2 separate regions of the Mus musculus genome follow, and region 2 is linked to region 1. A link is a loop called in an ENCODE intact Hi-C map of the cell type or tissue named here. Cell type or tissue: gastrocnemius. All regions are shown on one strand. Links, peaks and the distances in the headings refer to the core of each region. The heading gives the core; the rest is flanking DNA. Region 1 overlaps Kdm4b (lysine (K)-specific demethylase 4B). Region 2 overlaps Kdm4b (lysine (K)-specific demethylase 4B).

Region 1 (9,639 bases), core at 878-8,877:
GCTTCCAATACCCTGGACCATGTCCCAGACAACAGGAGTCCTGTACACAGCCATCAGCCTGGACTCACAGTCTGATGCAGTAACCCTGTGTCAGTGGTCTCCTAAGCCAGGCTCAGGATTCTGCCCAATCACTGTGTTCAAACTTAAAAACAAAGAATTAGGGGCAGGTCCTCTGAGAACAAGGAGGGGGGCTGCTCAGAACAAAGAGAATATGGGTGGAGACAGGAGACACTTCCAGGACCTATGTGCTATACACTGTGGCCTGCATGGTAGGCAGCATGGACAGCAGGCCTGTGGTCACCCAGGTCTCTCTGAGGTCTGTCCACCTGAAAGAGGTGTGACCTATATGTGGACATCCCAAAAGTCACCAGCAGGTGACTGAGCCTGAGACAGCCTGCAAAGGTGAATTCCCAACAGGAAGTATGCCAATCAAGCTTTTACATATGGTTGGAGAGAAGACTGAACCGTTTATACAAAGTTCAGCAATGGCCTTTCCCAGGCCACGCAGCCCAGGGACATGGAGTGTATGGAGTTCAAAGACAAATGGGGTAGCTCAAGTCCTCAAGCCAGGACAGCAGCACTGTGTGCAGAGAGGGCAATGGGACTTCAAGGGCTCCTGCAGAGCACAGCAGTTCACCGCACACATGGAGAGTACACATGAACACACACCTAGGCCCCCATCCTTCGTTCCACAGTAAGAAAGAGGGGGTTCCATGGCCTACCGGGAGCCTGCAAAGAATTCAGTGGCTCAGGGATAAAGAGATGGCCCAGTAGTTAAGAGCACTGGCTAATCTTCCAAAGTACCTAGATTCAATTCCCAGCACCCATATGACAGCTCACTCCAGTTCCAGGGATTGGACAGACACATATGCAGGCAAAACACCAATGCACATAAAATAAAAATAAGTCATTATTAAAAACTCATTGGGGTGAGTCTGGCCTCATCAGGAGATGGCCCCTCCAAGGTCAGGGCTGCAGAAAGCAAGGGTGTTCCCACACAGCCTGAAGGCAAGGGGCTACTGTAGGCTGCCTAGAGAGCCCAAAGGGTTCATACACTCCACTTCTGAGCCACAGAGCCCCAGGCACACAGATACCACAGAGCCCACGCTCCATCTGTGATTCCTCTCCAGGAAGAAGGAAAGGAACCAGGCACCCTGAAAAAGAGACAGTGTTGGGTCCAACTGTCGGCCTAGCACAGGGCCACCCTGCTTCTTCCTCTCTTGACTTCTCTGAGAATTAAAACATTTAATTTTAGAGTTTATTTCACCTCAAAGTACAGTGTGGCAGACATTAAAGAATGCCCTGCTGGGAGAGAATACCCAGGAGACGACCTGAGCCACACAGTCAAGGTCAGCATTAGCATGGCCAGTCTGTGATGGAGGGACCACAGACACTATACTCCACATCACCAAGGCCAGCGAGCAAGAAGGAAAGTGGGAAGTCAGATAACAGGCTGCCCAGAGGAGCTAGGAGGACTGTGTAAGACACTGAAAACTCTGCATAGCGCATGGTCCACTCCTGGGAAAGCTGCAGTGCTGGCTCACCATAGACAGATCCACCTGCACTATCAGGTAAAAGAGGGAGGAACAGGAAGAGGGAGGAAGAGGACAGAGACAAGGAGGAAGAGGACAAAGAGGAGGAAGAAGACAGAAAGTAAAAGAAGTAGACAGAGAGAGGAAGAGGAAGACAAAAAGGGAGGGGAGGGGGCAGGGAGAGGAAGACAGAGGAGAGAGGAAGAAAGGAGAGAAGAAAGGAGACAGAGAGGGGGAGGAAAAGGGTGGTGGAAGGGAGAGGAATCCCCAACCAAAAAAAGTAGGCCATATAAAAACCAAAGAGAAAGAGCTACGGGCCACCACCCCAGCTCACCGTTTGGCTCAAGAGCCCAACTCAGCTCCAATTCCCCAAGTCTGTGGGGTGGGGAGGGGCTCCTCACAAACTGCTGCAGGCTAACAGCCCTGATTCAGGCAAAGAATACAGAAGGCTTCCTGCTCAGCATTGCTTACAGAGCTCTGCAGCCCAGAAGCAAACTCTTTAAGTGAAGACAGAAAGGCAGGGGAGAGTCAAGTGGGACCCTGTATGAGCCCCAACATGCAAATGGTGTGCTGGCTGCTCTGACCCTCAGATCCTGGGAACACAGCTGCGAGGCAGGGCCTGCCACAGCCAAGTCTTCGGCAGGCCTGGTTGTGGAAAGGACAAAGCAGGACGGCTCATCGAGCTAATGGGCACAGGCTGTGACTCAGAGCTGCACCCTGCCGTGTGCACCAGATTCCCTGAAATTGCCCGTCATCATCAGAGCATCGTGGTGGCTAATGACACAGGGCTCATCTTGCATGCCAGGGGCCCAATGCCCCAGTTCAAGCTCAGGCACGTCACAAGCCTCAGTTACTTATCTGGCTGCAGTGGTGGCTGAGATGTACAGCAGTCTCAACAAGCGGAAGGCCAGAACCATGGCATTAGGGTGACAGAGCAGCTGTGGCCAGAGTGAGGCCAAGGGCCCAATGACAAGGCAGCAAGGGGTACTGGGCCAGGAATAACACAATTGTCCCTTGCTAGCTTCTGTGTGTCTGGACCAAGTGGTTGCGATGGCTGGAGAGCCAAGCCCCACAGGACAGAGCTTTGAGTCCAGCTGGAGAATGCCCCTGGCTGGCTCTCAATCACCTTACATTTGGGGTCTCCTGGCTTCTAGTCCTGAGGGAGGGAACACACAGTAGCCTGTGGACTGACTTCACATGCTTGCAATGTCGGAGACAACATAGGTCAGGGGACATGGAGTGATTGCATCCTTGGGACAGAGGCCAAGGCCATCATTGAGATGTGGACTGGGTAGAGAAAGATCCTGCCACAGCCATACTTGGTGCATTAGCAACACAGCCACAGAGCCTGTTGTTAGGCTCTACAGCACAGGGCAGCTACCTGGGACAAATGTCACCCTTGGAGGAGGTTCCTTCTATAGAGAGCTCTGCAATCTCATAAACCCCAAGGACAACTGAGGACAAGCACCATGGCCAGGTGCTCTAGAGAGGACAGAGTGGCAGTGCAGGGACCATGAAGAAGTCCCCCATCCCCACTCCCACCCCCCCAGTGGTGATGTCCCCACACCAAGAGACCATCACAGTCACTGGCTTCAGGTCAGAGCAGGGACAGCAGCAGCTCACAGACTTGCACACATCAGTTCAACTCAGACATTGTGGGGCATCTGCCTTTCCAAAGCACTGCAGGGAATACTTGGCACATGGAAAGCATCCACCTCCCAGGTGTCTACCACACAGTAGAGGCAGGACAAGGGAGGGACCAGCAATGTGAGCCAGATAAGAGACAACCACTCCAAGCTGCGCTGCCTCCTGCTGGCTTCATCATCAGAGGGATCTGGCAGCTCAGCTGACAACTGGAAGGAACCACCCTCACAGGTGCAGAGAGTTAGGGTAGGGCACAAGAACCATCTTTGCTCCCTCAGTATGGGGGCTGCAAGGCACTCAGAAGCCAGTGCCATACCAGCTGATAGAGATCCAAGCCAGGGCAGCTCTCCAGCAGATCCAGCCGTCCTTTGGGGTCTTAGAGGGCAATTGATGTAGGCTACCTTCCCTAGGCTAGGCTAAAGGGTCTGACTAACCATAGTGGTCATAGCAGATTACACAGGGTGGAGGGGGAAGCACGACTGGGAGACCTTCAAATACAGGCCTCCTCATTTCCCATACAAGGCACTGTCCTTGGAAGCCTTATAACAGCTGTACAGTGTGCCCACTCCTCCAGAGACCCCAGTGCAAGAACAGCTTTCTATAGAGAGCATGAGAGCCCACCGCTCCTTCAAGTGCCACCTGCAGGGGCAGCTTCTGGAAGACTAGACAGAACCTGCCCAGGGCAGCACACACCCCCACCTTCAGATTCCTTGACCCTCAAATCACACCAGTCAAAGCTGCAACAGATGCAGAGAACCTTCAGAAAATACTGCAACCTGCAGATATCCTCATGTATCCAAAACCCAGTATGGTGCTGAACCAGAACACAAAACATAGACTGGACTAGAGGATCTGATGGAGGAGGGGTTGCAACAGTTCCCTCTGAGAGTAAAGCATTCCATTTTGCAGAGATGCATTTTAAACAGGAAGGTAAGCAACTAAAAACAGCTTCAGGAAGTCCCTGAAACCAACCAGCTTCACTTGGCCCCTCCCTGTCAGAGTGAGCACTAATAAAGCTGAGCTCAGGAAACCAGTCTGCCTGGAAGATGCTCAGACCAACTGAGGCACTGGAAAGGACAGTCTGCATCCTGACATCCTCCCTGCAGGCTGTGCGGTGAGCATCAGGTTCTCAGCTTTCTGAGCTGTCACTCAGGCCTTGGTGATGCAGCTGTCTGTGAGTCATTTCTGCTCCAGTAGGTGACCCCTCATGCATATGCCTGTCAGTGACCCCAATAAAACTCATGGCACCACGCTGGACTTTGGTGGTGCCCATACTAGGAACTGTCATAGGCTCTGTTAGCATTCCTTCTAGGCTTTGCCCAACAGTCACCTGGCAACAGCCAAGTAGCCTGGCTTCCTATAAAAGGGGTTGTGTGGTCTCTTCTTGATCTCTCTGACTATCTTTTCTCCCTGACCCCTTTCTTTCTCTCTCCCCGTGTTCCTGGCCAACCTCTTCTCTTCTTCTCTCCCTCTCCTCTCTCTCCTCTTTCTCCTCTTCCTCCTCTTCTTCTTCTTTCTCCTCTTCTTCTTTCTCCTCTTCTTCTTCTTTCTCCTCTTCCTCCTCTTCCTCTTCTTCTTCTTCCTCCTCTTCTTCTCTCTCTCTTTCTCCCTCCCTTCCTTCCTCCCCTCTCTCTTCTCTGTCTTTCTCTGACTCTACTCCCTTCTCAAATTCCCTTCCTATGCCCTAAATAACCCCTATTCCTCACTCTACCTATATGGCTGGTACTTTAGAAAGAAGAGATGTTTCAGTATGGGCCCAGAGGCACCCCTCCCACCTCTACTGTGCTCTACAAAACACATCCTGGCTCTCCTTTTTGTATAAAATACAACAGGCTTCCTACCTGGAGAAAGGCACAGTCAAGGAGCCTGCTAACTGCAGCCAGGAAGCCAGTGGGAACAGTTGCCTCACTCAGAAAGGTGGGAGTGCCATCTAGTGGTCACCAGGAGTGGGACATCCTGCTTATATTCTCACACACAAATACACTCAACCACACCTGCTTAGGCAGGCAACAGCTGCACACATATAGTGACTTGCAGCAGGAGTAGCCATTGATTTGGTTTAGATCTGTGGGTGTCACTGGCCCTGCGTAAATCACGAGGAACAGGTCCTTGCCACTGCCACATCACTTCTCATGGGATCCCTGAGCCCCAAGTGTCAGCTACCATAGCTGCCCTCCACAGAGGTGGGAGCAGAGCACCATGGGAGGAGTCACATGGCTGGACAGGTCTACACAGAGGACGATGTCACCAGAGGCTAGGGGGCCACACTGGGGGTTGAGGACACAGACAGGGATATTGGGAGTTAGAATTCGGTGTAAGTGTGTAGCTCAACCACCCCAGAGGGGCCCACAATGAGCATGGTCCAAGCAGGGTTAACTGTAGAAGAGAAAGAAGAGAAGCACAGGAGACAGGCCTGCAGGATCACCTGTGAGCTTATCTCGACTGTGCTACCTGAGGACAGAAGACTGCACCATCCCTTGGGTTGGGATCCTGGACCACAAATGAGGAGAGGGAGCTGCAACAGCATCCATCGAATCCCCTTCCTGTCATGTGACCGATTCAGCTCCTCCCCTTTATGACAGTAGAGTCAGGCAAACCCTTTCTCCTCTTGTCAGGATTTTGTTACAACAGGAAAAGCAGCTAAGAGCCAGGGCCGACAGAGTGCTGCCCACACATCCCTGACCTCCCAGAACCAACAGAGTTCACCTCCCCATGCACAGGGAACTGAGCGTATGGGGGCTGTCCTGGATGACCAGCGTCACCACAAAACCCTCAGACAGAGGCAACACAGTCAGAGGCAGCCTGGGAGACGACTCGTGGCCAGGACTGAAGGAGGAGAAAGGGTGCCCAGGGCCAAGGAATGCAGGACCTCTGACCCTGGGACAGCGCAGTGCATAGCTCCCTACGGCTCTGGGAACCAGAAAGCAGACACAACACTAACGGAATTTCTCACCTCTGTAACTGCAAGGAAACAGTTCTGGGACCGACAAGACATGAGAATGTCAAAAAGGGAAACGGGTTTGGGGGTACATTTTCCCATCCAGCTAGGCCATCAAAGGCATTCATATCAACAGAGCTGTGTCTTCCAGGGAAGGAGAGCTGCCTAGGGCTGAGCATGGACTCCACTGTACAACAAGAACTCCCAGCAGGTGGCCCTGTCACACCTGGAGCCTCAAGGAGGTGCTGGACAATGGGGGCAGAAGGACCACACTGTGTGATTACAGGGTACAACTAAGGGGCAGCAGATCTCCCTAGTTTCCAATGTTTGAAAGAAGACCTGAGCTGTCACCTTGTGCTCCAGGGAGACCAAGAGCCACACAAGGGCCCCAGACACAAAGCACTTGAAGGGAACGATTCTGCTGGCACCTCACTCAGCCTCCAGGTCTCACAGAAACCAGTCCCTGTACTGTGGCTGGCAGGTGACACACATCCATTGGCCTGGCTGAGGCTCAGGCAAGACCAGAGCCCCCATCCACTGCCCAGGATGACAGGGGTACATCCTGTGAACATCAGTCCTGGGTCAGTGTACCTCCCCAAGTCAAAGAGGGAACTGGAAATTCCCCAGTGGCCCCTCAGCAACCATCAGGTCTTCCCATGGCTCACATCCTGGCACTCACCAGGACTTAGGCTCGCCGAAGTGCAGGTAGTTGATGCTGTAGAGGTCCATGTCCTCTGTGTGCCAGGCAAACGTGGTCTTCCACATGCCAAAGTACAAGTAGGGTGTATTCACGCCCTCAATGATGGTCCCGCATTCGCGCTCCACCATGTCTAGGATGGTCCTCAGATTGCCGATGTTCCACTGCGCCACGTCCTATGGACAATGAGTGTGCAGTCATCAGAGTCCTTCCAGGACATGTGTACCTGCCTGTACCCTGGCTGCATAGTCACCCAAGGTACAAAAGGATGACTGGGGTATGTCAGCATCACGGGCCCTTCAGACAGGTCAAGGGGCCTAAGGTCACATTAGGGCTGCTTAGGCTCCACACTCTTCGCCACCCCACCCTTCTTGGAACAGCGGTTACACATAACTGTCCACAAGCCAGCACATGTCAAGGGACAACTACAACTTGGCAGTGACGTCCATACCTCTAAGTAACACTGAAGGACAGTCTCCATGTGGAGTAATCCCTTCACAAGCATGTGAACCCAAGCTCAAATGACAGCCCTTCCAGAACCTTGCATCAGACAAGCCTGGACAGCTTCAGATGGATGCAGGCAAATACGGATGGAGCCCCCACCTTGCCCTAAGCTCCTGTCAAGTGCTGCGAGCTGGAGCTAAGGCACAGTGGGAGCCTCAGGTGCCTGCACCTAAGACTGCCCCTAAGAGAGCCACCAGAGTACATGCTGGGGTCTCAGCAGGGTGATCCTGGTGATGCCCAGTTCCATAAGGAGGACAGAGGCTACTGAGGTTACAACAGTGTGATAGCAACAGGTCATTATGTACTGGCCAGCAGCTGGAAAGCAGACCAGACCAGCAGGTCCACCTTTGATGCAGACCTCAGAGAAACACAACCCTCATCCACATGGACCTAGACAAGGCCCACAGGAGCCCAAGCAGGCCTCAGCCCACACATCTATTGCCTGACAGATGGGGTCATGCTGTGTGGTCCCTCCACTGTAACTGTTTGTGGAGCTAGGTCTGTTTTCTGGTGTGATAGGCATGGCTGAGCAGCTCTGTGAGTACAGTAGAGTCCACTGAACCCTATGTGTCTAACTGCTGTGCCATGTGGCTTGTCATCCGTATATGGCCAAGCTGCCCATAGAAACAATCACAGCTACTGAGAGGACTCACCATGAAGGTCCCTGACACCAGCCTGGTGACCCCAGTTCAGAGACACAGAGAGGCCAGACACATGTGCCTACACACAAAAAGAGCCAGGAACACTCACACCACACACAACTTATAAAAACACAAAAACCACCAGGGACAGGGCTCAGTGGGAGGCCCCAGTACCCATGCAGAAAGTGGCTGTGACGTTACACACCCATAATCCCAGCCCTGGGCAAACAGGGGAAGGCCTCTCAGCTTGCTGGCCAGCTAGTCTAGCCTAATGAGTGATGTCTAGGTTCAGTGAGATGCTCCCAGCCAACAAGGTAGGTCAAATGACTGGGGAGACAGCTCAACACTTAAGAGACTTAAGAGTCTGGCTGCTCTCCCAGAAGTTTAGTTCCTAGAACCCACATGGAGGCTCATACCAGAAGTACTCCAGCTCCGGGGAACTCAACATACATGCATACAGGCAAAACACTCTTACACACAGAATAAAAAAAGCAGCTGGGCGTGGTGGCACAAGCCTTTAATCCCAGCATTTGGGAGGCAGAGGCAGGTGAATTTCTGAGTTTGAGGCCAGCCTAGTCTACAGAGTGAGTTCCAGGACAGCCAGGGCTATACAGAGAAACCATGTCTCGAAAAACAAAAACAAAAACAAAACAAAAAAAGCAAGTTAATACATTTTAAAAACCCAACAATAAAATGACAGTAGGCCAAGTAACCCAAGTACTCAGGGTAGAGCCTGGAGGTAGGCAGACCTTCTTGAGGTTGAGGCAAGCTTGCCTACACAATGAGACCCTGTCCCCACTGCAAGAAACCCAAAGTAGACAGGGCTTGGATCTGAGAAACACAGATGAGATTATCTGCTGGTCTCCTATGTGCACATGTGTGTGTGCATGCACACACACACACACACACACACACACACACACACACACACACAGTCGACCAAGAGAACCTTGCAACAGCATACAGTGAAGTGCCAGAGCAGACTCAGCTCTGTTACAGCTCCCAGCCGTGGGCTCCCAGCTCCACACCTCAGCGGGCACCACCACCACAGAGATGGTTCAGGCTGTGGCCTCCTATGCAGCATGCCACCCTGGGCCAGAAGACAGCACAGCCCTGCCAAGTAGTGAATAGGGAACACAGAAGTGGGAGCCACCGGAGTTGGGGTGGCCCTGAGAAGAAAGGTATAGCCACTTTCCTCCCATCCCCATGAGTCCACATGGTGGCCAGGTATAGCAGGCACTTTTGGGCACTTACATCGTCGTACAGGGAGCCACTGATGTCAGCTCCATAGATGGGTGAGACAAAGGTCAGGTTCTTCCAGTACTTGCGCTCCAAGTCATCGAAGTCCTGATGGCGTGGGGTACAGTACCTGTAAACAGTGCAGTGGTTCGGGTTAGGTTCTGGGCAGTATAATACCCTCTAGGAGCCTCAGAACCCAACTCCAGAAACAAGGCTAGATGTACAAGGAGGGGCATAGAGCTTTGGAAACCAGGGGCAGCTGGAGCTGAGAGCATGGGGACCATGTGTCTGTGCATGCTGTGACTGTAAGCCACAAGATGCACGGAAGCAGGAAGAGGTTTCCAGGAAGCATGGGGGGACCTCCCCTGAAGGGCCACCTTCAGGCCACATACTGGGATGAGGGAAGCCCCCTAGGGACAGAGACAGGGACAAGGTAAGGGTCAA
Region 2 (9,639 bases), core at 825-8,824, 49 kb before region 1:
GAGCTGGGGTGGGGGTGGCCCAGCATCCCTTACGACCTGATTCTCTTTCATGGCTGTGTAATATTCCCTTATGTGATAGGAACCTGCTGTTGTTCAGCTCTGTCTCTGGGTTAAAGCTGGAGCTCTGTGAGATCCTTATACAGAGGCTGGAACTACTATGGGATGTGCTCTGGTGTCGTGTCTGAAGCATAAAAGATACTCAGGCTTGTCCCAACCTTGACAAGTAGTGACAGCATGCGCCAAGTACCCTGGGCCAAGCAACTGTATCTACTTCCTTAATGGTCTTATGTTCACTTTGGGGTATGAATCCCCACTGAGTTGACCTTGAACTCAAAACCCTCCTGCCTCCACTTCCCTCAGTGGGCTTATCAGCACGTGCCACAGGTCCTGGCTAACTGTTTTCAACCGACAGTGGTTTTACACTGCTATGACTTCATCCCAAGGGCTGCGCTCCTGAGTTACATAGGAATGAAGGAGCAGAGGGCCTGGCTAACTGACCCCGCTTGTCTCCCCAGTGTTTTATTTCAAAATTAATCTTTAATTTTCCATGTGAGCGTGGCACCTGTCCATGGTGGCCGTAGGAGCTGGGTTCCTCGACCTGGCTTCAGGCAGTTGTGAGCAGCAGGAGTCCTCCCTCCCACACCCAAAGTCCAGGTCCACAGAAGCAAACTCCCACTGTCACTACCTGTCAATACCTGTCAAAACCACAAGAGACTCAAGGGCCGTACATAGCCTGGAGACAAAGCAGAGAATCTGATTCTCGTTTTGCATTTCAGTCGGGTGGACAAAGGTTCCGGCTCTGGCCACTCTCGCCCCAAAGCCCTTCAGACAAAGCTATGAGTGTCTGCTCCTCACAGAAGTGGCTTCTTCCCTGCTTTGCCTGCCTCAGCCTCCCGTTGCGAGCCTAGCTGTGCTCAGCTGTGTGTGTGTGGGGTCAGGGGGGCCCATCCTGACTGTGAAGCTGGCTGGAAGACAGGAGGAAGCAGGGAGAGTTACCCTGTAAGTCACTGAGGGGTACCTGTACCCTCATTTTGGCACAGACCTCCACAGCCCCATGCTGTCCTCAGGCAGAAGTGGGGCCCACATCACAACTGGCTATTTACAGCCTGGGCTTCCAGAGGACCTGAGTTTGGTTCCCAGCACCCACCAGGAGGCTCACGGCACCTGGGACTTTCTCCAGGCATCTGACATCCCTGGTTTCCTAGGGTAGTAGTGGCTTTCCTATGTAATATACCTCTACACAGACACAAATTTTTTTAAACTAAATTTTTAAAAGATTTTTCAGAAATACCCTCCCTCTATCATCTTGTACAGGTTGACTGTAACACACACACACACACACACACACACACACACACACACACACACACACCCCAGTCAGTAGCCCTCCCTTATTTGGCCAGAGGACCAGCAGGTTGACTGTAACACACACATACACACACATACCCCAGTCACACACACACACACACACACACATACACCCCAGTCAGTAGCCCTCCCTTATTTGGCCAGAGGACCAGCAGGTTGACTGTAACACACACACACACCCCAGTCACACACACACACACACACACACACACACACACACACACCCCAGTCAGTAGCCCTCCCTTATTTGGCCAGAGGACCAGCTACACTGAGATACTCTTTAACCAACAATTTTGTCTTTGGGGAAATGTAACAATTAGCCCAAGTAGATAGTAAATACGGGAGTCTAACATGTGAGGGCTAATTACTTGAATCAAATATTACAGAAAACCAATCCTGGTGTGCTGTTTGGCCAAGGAATGAAAATGTGTCTGCAAGGGCCCCAGGCTGTAGAGTGGAGGGGTGGGATAAACTGACAGGTTGTGGCTGCGCAGCCTTGAGGCTGGAGTCTTAGCGTCAATTAGAGGTGAAGTCCGGAATAAAACAAGCCTTGGGAACGAAAGCACATGGCTAAGGACAGGAGGTCGGGGTAAGAGAACCCAGACACCGGACCAGGTAAGGTGCTCTTTAAGAGGTGGAGATCCTAGAGGCGTGGTCAGGGTGGAGCCCTGCCTTGAAACCCCAGGGAGGGGCTGGAGGTCTGGTCAGGGCTAAAGGAACACAGCCTCAAGGCCTCTATAGCCTGGAGCCCTTGCAGACACCTTTTCATTCCTTGGCCAAACAGCACACAAGGATGGTTAGTTCTCTGTAATATTTGATTCAAGTAATTAGCCCTCACATATCAGCCTTCGCTGGGAGGGAGGGAGGGAGACAGATAAATCCCCGCTGTCCTCACTTGGTCTTTTAAAGGCAATTAACTCCTCATTATTAGCTTTTAATTAGGATGATTATGTCCTCATCAATATGTGCTATTGCAGCTTTTAGCAGACAGCTGTTGAGGCAGACGATATATCAGATGTCCGTTTGCACCCCATCCTGTCCCCTCTCTGAGTCACTGTCCAGTCCCATCAACAAAAACCACTGCGCCCTGCTCATGGCTTCCCCGGGATCACAAGGGGCCTCTGGTCCCTGTGCTGCTGTTGTGGGAGCTTCCTTTAGAAAAGCTTCAGGAATGCACGGAGAAATCCTGCCTCGAGAAACAAGAGGGGGAGGGGAGGAGACAGAGAGAGGGGGGGGGATGACTGGGGAGGTTAGCCTGGCTCTTCCCAGCTCAGATATCCCAATGTGAAGCTCCTCATGGACCCTCATCTCCCTGATGATTCTTGGTCTTGTCACATCACCCATCAGAACAAGGGCATAAATAAAACATCCCCAAATGATCCCCAAAGCCCTTGGTTGCATGCGTGACATTACGGCTGCTTGCTCATCACTTGGTAAGGTAGACAGACTCCCCACAGCCAGCACTCACGGTGGAGCCCACGTGTCATCCTGAGCAGCAGTGAACCAGTATGAAGTCCTGGAACCACCAACTGCAGGAACGCTGCCTGGAAATGCACTGAATGTCGACCTCTAGAAAAAATGTCCTGTCTCATTTTGTTGTAATCACTCGGCAGCATGCATTAGTCAAACTTATCAGCAAATAAAGGGCACGTGTCAGTCAGGACTCCACTGAGATTTTCTAAAGCAAGAAGATGCTATTAAATGTGGGACAAGGGTAACTAGTGACAAAAACTGTCCACAGTTACACTCAAACAGAAAATGTCACAACCTTATATTTTAGGAAAAATAACTGCAGGGAATTCATTACCTAATGGTGGATAACAAATTATTTCATAACCTACTGCTTTAGACTAATATGTGGATATTACCTTTCAAGACCCTGGACATCAGTGGGATTCCTGGCCTGAGAATTTCTACACATAGTCCCTAATATTTAAGGGAGTGGTTCAATGACAAAACCCTACCCACAATCCCCCCAGTGAGGATTCCCTACCTAGAATCCCCTAGTAGGGCTGGGGGCATGGTCATGGTGGGTCCCCACCTAGAATCCTCCAGTGAGGGGGGCTGGGGCTGTGGTCGGGCAAGTTGTCACTCTGTGAAATGGGGATGGAACAATGACAGTTGGGCTTCTTATTGACCATGGGGCTAGCGAGCTCACGCCCTGACTAAAGTTCCTGGGTCAGGCTGTGATCCTGACTCTTGCCTTGTTCAGATAGTTTGTTTGCTTGTTTTTAATAATCTATGTTTGACATGGCAGAGGTTTCCCATATACACATTACTGAAGCAGGACACCTGGGGTCACCATGCTCAGTTTACATGCTGTGCTGGGGACAGGAGAGTGACCTGTGTGATCTATATGGCTACCTACAGCCACAAATATAGTTGCATTGTTTTGTTGGTGGTGTTTTGTTTCATATTTTTGAGACAGGGTTTCTCTGTGTAGCCCTGGCTGTCCTGGAACTCTGTAGACCAGGCTGGCTTTGAACCCAGAAATGGGCCTGCCTCTGCCTCCTGAGTGTTGGGGGTAAAGTCGTGCCCTCCAGCCTGTGGGTTGCCAGCTCCGAGGCCTCAGTGCAGCCGCCTGCCTGGTCTCAGTGCTGAGAGGCTCTGTGCACATGTGTGCCTGTCTGTGTGTGTAGAGGTCACTGTTGAGTGTCTCCCTCAGTTGCTCCCCACCCTGCTTTTGGACTCAGGGTTTCACTGAACCTGGTGCTGGTCAATTAGGTCAGGCTGTCTGGCTAATGAGCCCAGAGGACACTTGTGTCTCCAGAACTGCAGTTCTAGTGCACAGTGCCATGCCCGGGTGCCTTTTCTGCTGTGAGCCAGGTTCTGAGACCCTGGGCTCGAACCTCTGCAGTGCAATCTCTTGTCATAACCTGCATCTTCTTTGCTGTGGGTCCAGACAGACACAAGGCCAGATAGACACAGAACTAGTGTGGGGCCGTGGGTGTAGGGGAAGAGGGGGGAGGGAGAGAGCCTGGGTCCAGCTAGAGTTCCGGTGCTCTGGCAGGAGGACTGCTGGATGCTTTCCACATGGCCCCTGGTGGGCATCTGGCTGTGTGAAGCCACTGACCCCACACGGCAGGGGGTGGACAAGGAGCAGCACCCGGTACCAGGTTCTCAGTCTCTGGCATTTCACGCTGGACACGGCAGAGGAGCTGAAAACAGAATAGGGGCCCCGGGGTGGCACTTGGCCCAGGAGATACAGGAAGAGAGGGCAGGGGGAAAGAGGGGCGCTGGGTGGTTCCCATGCAGATTGTCTTTAGTCTGGGCCTTGATGAACAGAGACAGTCTATGGTTTTAGAGCTTTATTGTAGAAAGGCAGGGGGAAAGAGAAAAGGTAAAAAGAGAGAGAGACCGGCTGTGGCCAAGAGGAAAGAAGGGAGAAGGGAAAGAGAGTGAGAGAGTAAGAAAGGTAAAGGCTCAGAGAGAGAAAGGTAAAAGCTTAGAGAGTAAGAGGGTGAGGAGGGGCCAAACAGCCCCTCTTATAATGGGCTTGTTATCTTGCTGTTGCTAGGAAACTGTGGGGAAGAGTCTAGCCAGAAGGCCAGAAGCCTGGGATATTGTCTACATGACTATTAGCCACACGCTTCTCTTGTGGGGGCTGTGGGGGTGGTAACTTCAACAGGGCTGTGGGGGTGGTAACAGGAGCCAGGGGTCCAGGAGACATGATCAAACGCCTTCCATTCCATGTAAGTGGAAATTACCACCACCGGGTTCCACTGGGGTTCAAGACTTCAGCTCAACTGGGGACCAGGCGTCTGTGCATAGCCTGTTGCCCCACAAGCTAGCTCTACCCAAGTCTTGATAAGGAAAATTGTGTGGGGCTTCATACTTAAGCAGCATCTCCTCCTGGTATCCCCAGCTGTTCCCACTCTGCTCTTCCCAAGATGCCCTGTGGCTGCTAAAACAAGGGTGGATAAGGACTAGTCATGGTCAGCAGAAGCCCTCACTGCAGTCTCTGGCCACCTTCTACACAGAAGACAGAAAACCATAATTACTTGCAGGGCTGCTTGGCCAGGCTCCAGGGACACAGTTCTGGGAAACGAAGCATAAGTGGCTGGGGAACTCACCCCAAAGAACAGACAGCGAGGAGCTGCCACCCATTTCTGTCATTTGCTAATTCCCCCTTTTCCTGTAGGCGGTGAGGTGTGATGGCTGGAGTCACAGTAACCTTCAGTAGTCGAGAGGAAGGCCAAGGGTTCATGGTGTCACTTCTGAGTTGATGGTGTAAACCATGCCATCACAACCAATCTCAGGCTACTAGTATGATGTTACAAAACAAAAACCACAGGGGCTAGAGAAGTGTTGTGAGTGCCCGACAATGGCTGTGCAGTAAAGACACCAATGAGGGATGTGTTCCGGATCCTTTGGGAATCATCCACTTGAAAGCTGATTACATTTGATTTTTCTTTACATATCACAACTGGTATGCAAAATGCCTGCCGAATGCATATGGTGGTTGAATTTATGCGGCCGTGACACCTGATTGGTGGCCTGAAGGCTGTGTGGCGCAGCCTCTGTGGGCAGCAGCTCCATCAGACACCAGCAGGAAGTCTGTGGGTAGCTATCAGAGTTGCTTCTGTTCGCTTGGGTTCAGAGGTGACATTAACACATCACGGCCGGAGCCCTGACCAAAGTCAATCTCTGGGTTGGTTGTCCCCTTTAGTGCTGGTGTCTACTTGGACGCCCCATAGCTGACAGAGGGAGATTCCAGCTTCTCCATGCTCAGACCTGGTGGGTGAGGCTCACAGCATGAGTGAGACTCAGCTGGGCCATTTGCCGTCTGATTCTGAGTGGGTTGCTCTCACACCTGAATGAGCCCTTCCTAGCCACAAAGCCATTATTTATTGTTTGGTTCTCTAAGACAGGAATTCTCTGGGTAGCTCTGGATGTCCTCTGAAGACTAGGCTGGCTTCGAACTCACAGAGATCTACCGGCCTCTGCCTCCCAAACGCTAGGGTTAAAGGTATGTGCCACCACATACCACTCTAAAAAGTGAGTCTTAAAAATAGTTTTTAAATGTTACTGACAGGCCTGTTGGCACAGGCCCATCATTGCAACATCAGGAAGTGGAAGCAGGAGGATCAGAAGCCCAGAGTCAGTTAACTGTCCCAGTGTCACAGAGGTCACAGTCAGATCAAAGGTCACATCAGCCTAAAGGTACAATGTCCCTGGTACCCCAATGCCAGTGTTGCCTCAAGTTATGCAGACAAGGTGGCACTGTCACTGACATGCCAGCAAGTGCTGGCTAGTCTTAAGTCAATTTGCTACAAACTAGAATCTGAGAGGAGAAAACCCCCACTGAGAAAATGGCTTTGCACAAGCCTGTGGGGCATTTTCTAAATTAGTGATTGATGTGGGAGAGCCTAGCCCACCGTGGGTGGGGCCATCCCTGGACTGGTGGCCCTGGGTTTTAGAAGAAAGCAGGCTGAGCAAGCCACAAGAGCAAGCCAGTAAGCAACATCCCTCCATGGCCTCTGCAACAGCTCTTGGCTCCAGGTTCCTGTCCTGTTTGCATTTCTGTCCCAGCTTCCTTCAGTGATGGATGCAGAAATGTCGATCAAATAAGCTGTATCCTTTCCAGGTTGCTCTGGTCACAGTGTTTCCTTACAGCAAGAGAAACTCTGACTAAGAAACTGATGTGAGACCCAGAACACTCACTACTGCCGAGGGATTCCAGATTGCTGTGGCTTGGGATCTCCTGAGGAGTTGTGAGCTAGGCAAGCCCTAAGCTTGGTCTTCAAGCCTCCATCTTGCAAGGACTAACTATCCTATATCATCCAAGTCCCTTCTTTATAGCCCCAAGTCCCAGAAAATAAATAAAAGCAATAGAGGCATGATCTGGCTGCCAACATGGACTCAGGATGGATATGTGGCACATTCAGTCAGAGCTAGGGTCCTGTTTCTTCTTTTTCTTTTTTAAAAGATTTTATATGTAAGTACACTGTAGCTTTCTTCAGACACACCAGAAGAGGGCATCAGATCTTATTACAGATCTCATTACAGATGGTTGTGAGCCACCATGTGGTTGTTGGGAATTGAACTCGGGACCTCTGTGCTCTTAACCACTGAGCCATCTCTCCAGAACTAGTGTCCTGTTTCTTGTGCATGGCACTGGGACTACGCAGGAAATGAAATGGATTTTGGTCTCCACTCTGTTCAACTGTTAGAAGCGGGGAACATTTGTCATGGCAGGACCCCTCTGCAGCCACTGCATTACCCGGCAGCAGCCATTTCTTGTTTTCTCCAGGCACAGGGCCAGTGACCCCATAGATCACACTCATTTCCAGCACAGGGGCTAGGGCCCTGAGACATATCTCCCTTGTGTCTGCTTTGGTGATGTTCCTGGGATCTGAAACCTGGGTCTTCCGAATGGTTCTCTCTAGGATGTCCAAATGGCCAGCATCGGGAAGGGTTGGGGTTGAGGTGCAGAGAGCAGTGTGGAGAGGGAGAAACATGGTTTTTACGATTGTCCAGGAAGCTGTGTGCTGTAACCATGTGGGGCCCAGGGCTGCATGCTTATGTGGAACACACAGGCTGGACAAGCATGGAGACCTGGGCTCTTGGGCTGAGGGGCAACTGTGGGAATCAGATCATGATTTCCAAACCTGAGAGCCAATGAGTAACAGAAACAGAGGGAGCAGGGCAGGGCTGGCCTGGCTTCAAGCAGGGCTTGGGGAGGCTGGTGCTTCCTCTGCAGAAGAGGTGGAGGCCAGGCCAGGGCCTGCAGAGCGGGCAGCCCAGGTTATTGTTTCCTGTTAGTTGTAGGACCATGCTAGGTTCAGCATCCCAGCCAGGTAATCACTAAGTCATTCTGAGGTTGGGCCAAATGGCTGCCAATGATGTCACAGTGGACCATGTGCAAGTAAAACTTTATTGATAAACAGGTCCACCGCTGGATGTGGCCCAGGGCTGCAGGCTGCATATGTGAGCTTGGCAGGATGTGCCAGGCAGGTTCAGAGCTAGTTCAATGCCCCTTCCTAGCACAGTGCTCCACTCCCACAGGGTCCTGGCCATGCCTCTGGCAGGGCCGCCTTCCCTTCCCTTCCTAGAGGAAACATCTGTCCCAACTTTTTTTTTTTTTTTGGTTTTTCGAGACAGGGTTTCTCTTTATAGCTCTGGCTGTCAAGGAACTCACTTTGTAGACCAGGCTGGCCTCGAACTCAGAAATCCGCCTGCCTCTGCCTCCCCAGTGCTGGGATTAAAGGCATGCACCACCACGCCTGGCCTGTCCCATCATCTTATGAGGGAACAGAAAGAGGAATAGAAAAAAAGGCCCCTGCGCCACCCAGGGGCCTGCCACTGACCTCCTGCTGTAAGTACCTGGTAGGCTCCTCCCTCTTCTGCCCATAGCCTTCTGTAGCTTCCACTCTCCTCCCTCCTCCAGGGAAAACCCAAGTCTTCCCTTTGGCCCATCAGGCAGGGCAGGGCTTCCCTTCCTCCAGTCCTCCCTCTACTGCACCAGGCCATGATCTGCCCAACCCCAGGGCCTCTGCTCATCTGTGGCCCCACCTAGTGTAGAAGTAGGCCGAGGCTGGGCAGCTGACAAGCAGAGAGTCAGAGAACACAGACATCCAGGGGAGACATGCTGCCTCAGCTCCATGCCACTGGGGTGAGACTAAAAGTCTTGGGGATGGTATCCCACCTCCTTGGCAGCCCCTACATCCAGACCAGGACACACTGCACCCATCATGCCTGCCAAGGACACCCCATCCGGAGCCGATCTTGTCCTGGCCAGAAATGAAGACACAGCCATGACCAGGTGGGAATAGGAAGCGCTCAGCTCACGGGCTTTAATTGATACTGAACTGGAGGCCAGAGAATGAGGCAAAAATATGAAGTCCTTCATCTGGGGTGGGGAGAGGAGGAGGGCATGGTTTTGCTTTTGCACAAAAACCCGGACCTCTCTGTGTGGGGCATGTGTGGGGCCACCTGCAGCCACTGCAGAGCCCACAAGGGGCACAGCCTGAGACTCCTGTGGTCTGGCCTCTCCCTCCAGGCCCAAGGTTAGGTCCTTTTTTATTCTCTTTACAATATAAATAGAATTTCCAAGTACACATGGGCACGGCCGCCATCGGGCACTCAGCAGAGGCCCAGTCCCTAAGTTTCCAGCTGGTCCACAGGCCCAGGGCCCTCAGTCCAGTCCTTTGTCATTTAAGATCAGCTGTCTATCCTGGGCCTGATGCCCTAGGGTGGCCATAGCTTCTAAAGAGACAGAGCCCATAGCCAACCCGTGGGCGGTGGCGGATAGTGCAGACTGGGCCTGTG

The links. Hi-C counts contacts between places; a loop is a spot of excess contacts. Peaks named below come from ENCODE experiments on the same cell type or tissue, not always from the same donor. Only the 100,000 strongest peaks of a DNase experiment are listed, where the experiment ranks them.
Region 2: it touches region 1 in a loop (2.1-fold over the local background); 6 of 42 quality-filtered maps call a loop at or near these places.

Annotation. Positions count from the first base shown.
Region 1 is chr17:56,353,211-56,362,849 of GRCm38, reverse strand. Kdm4b (lysine (K)-specific demethylase 4B) reads right to left here. Exons shown (of 23, transcript NM_172132.3): 4 at 9,211-9,325; 5 at 6,794-6,987. Among named protein-coding and RNA genes, the nearest start is that of Gm32715, 31 kb to the left of the region's middle. In gastrocnemius, for the core only: a CTCF peak has its summit at 5,109 (motif pointing left); DNase peaks (open chromatin) are centred at 2,226, 2,777, 3,354 and 5,101; H3K27ac peaks cover 549 bases.
Region 2 is chr17:56,402,362-56,412,000 of GRCm38, reverse strand. Kdm4b (lysine (K)-specific demethylase 4B) reads right to left here. Exons shown (of 23, transcript NM_172132.3): 23 at 8,227-9,639. Among named protein-coding and RNA genes, the nearest start is that of Mir6977, 12 kb to the left of the region's middle. In gastrocnemius, for the core only: no CTCF peak of the experiment used is centred there; DNase peaks (open chromatin) are centred at 4,428 and 5,385.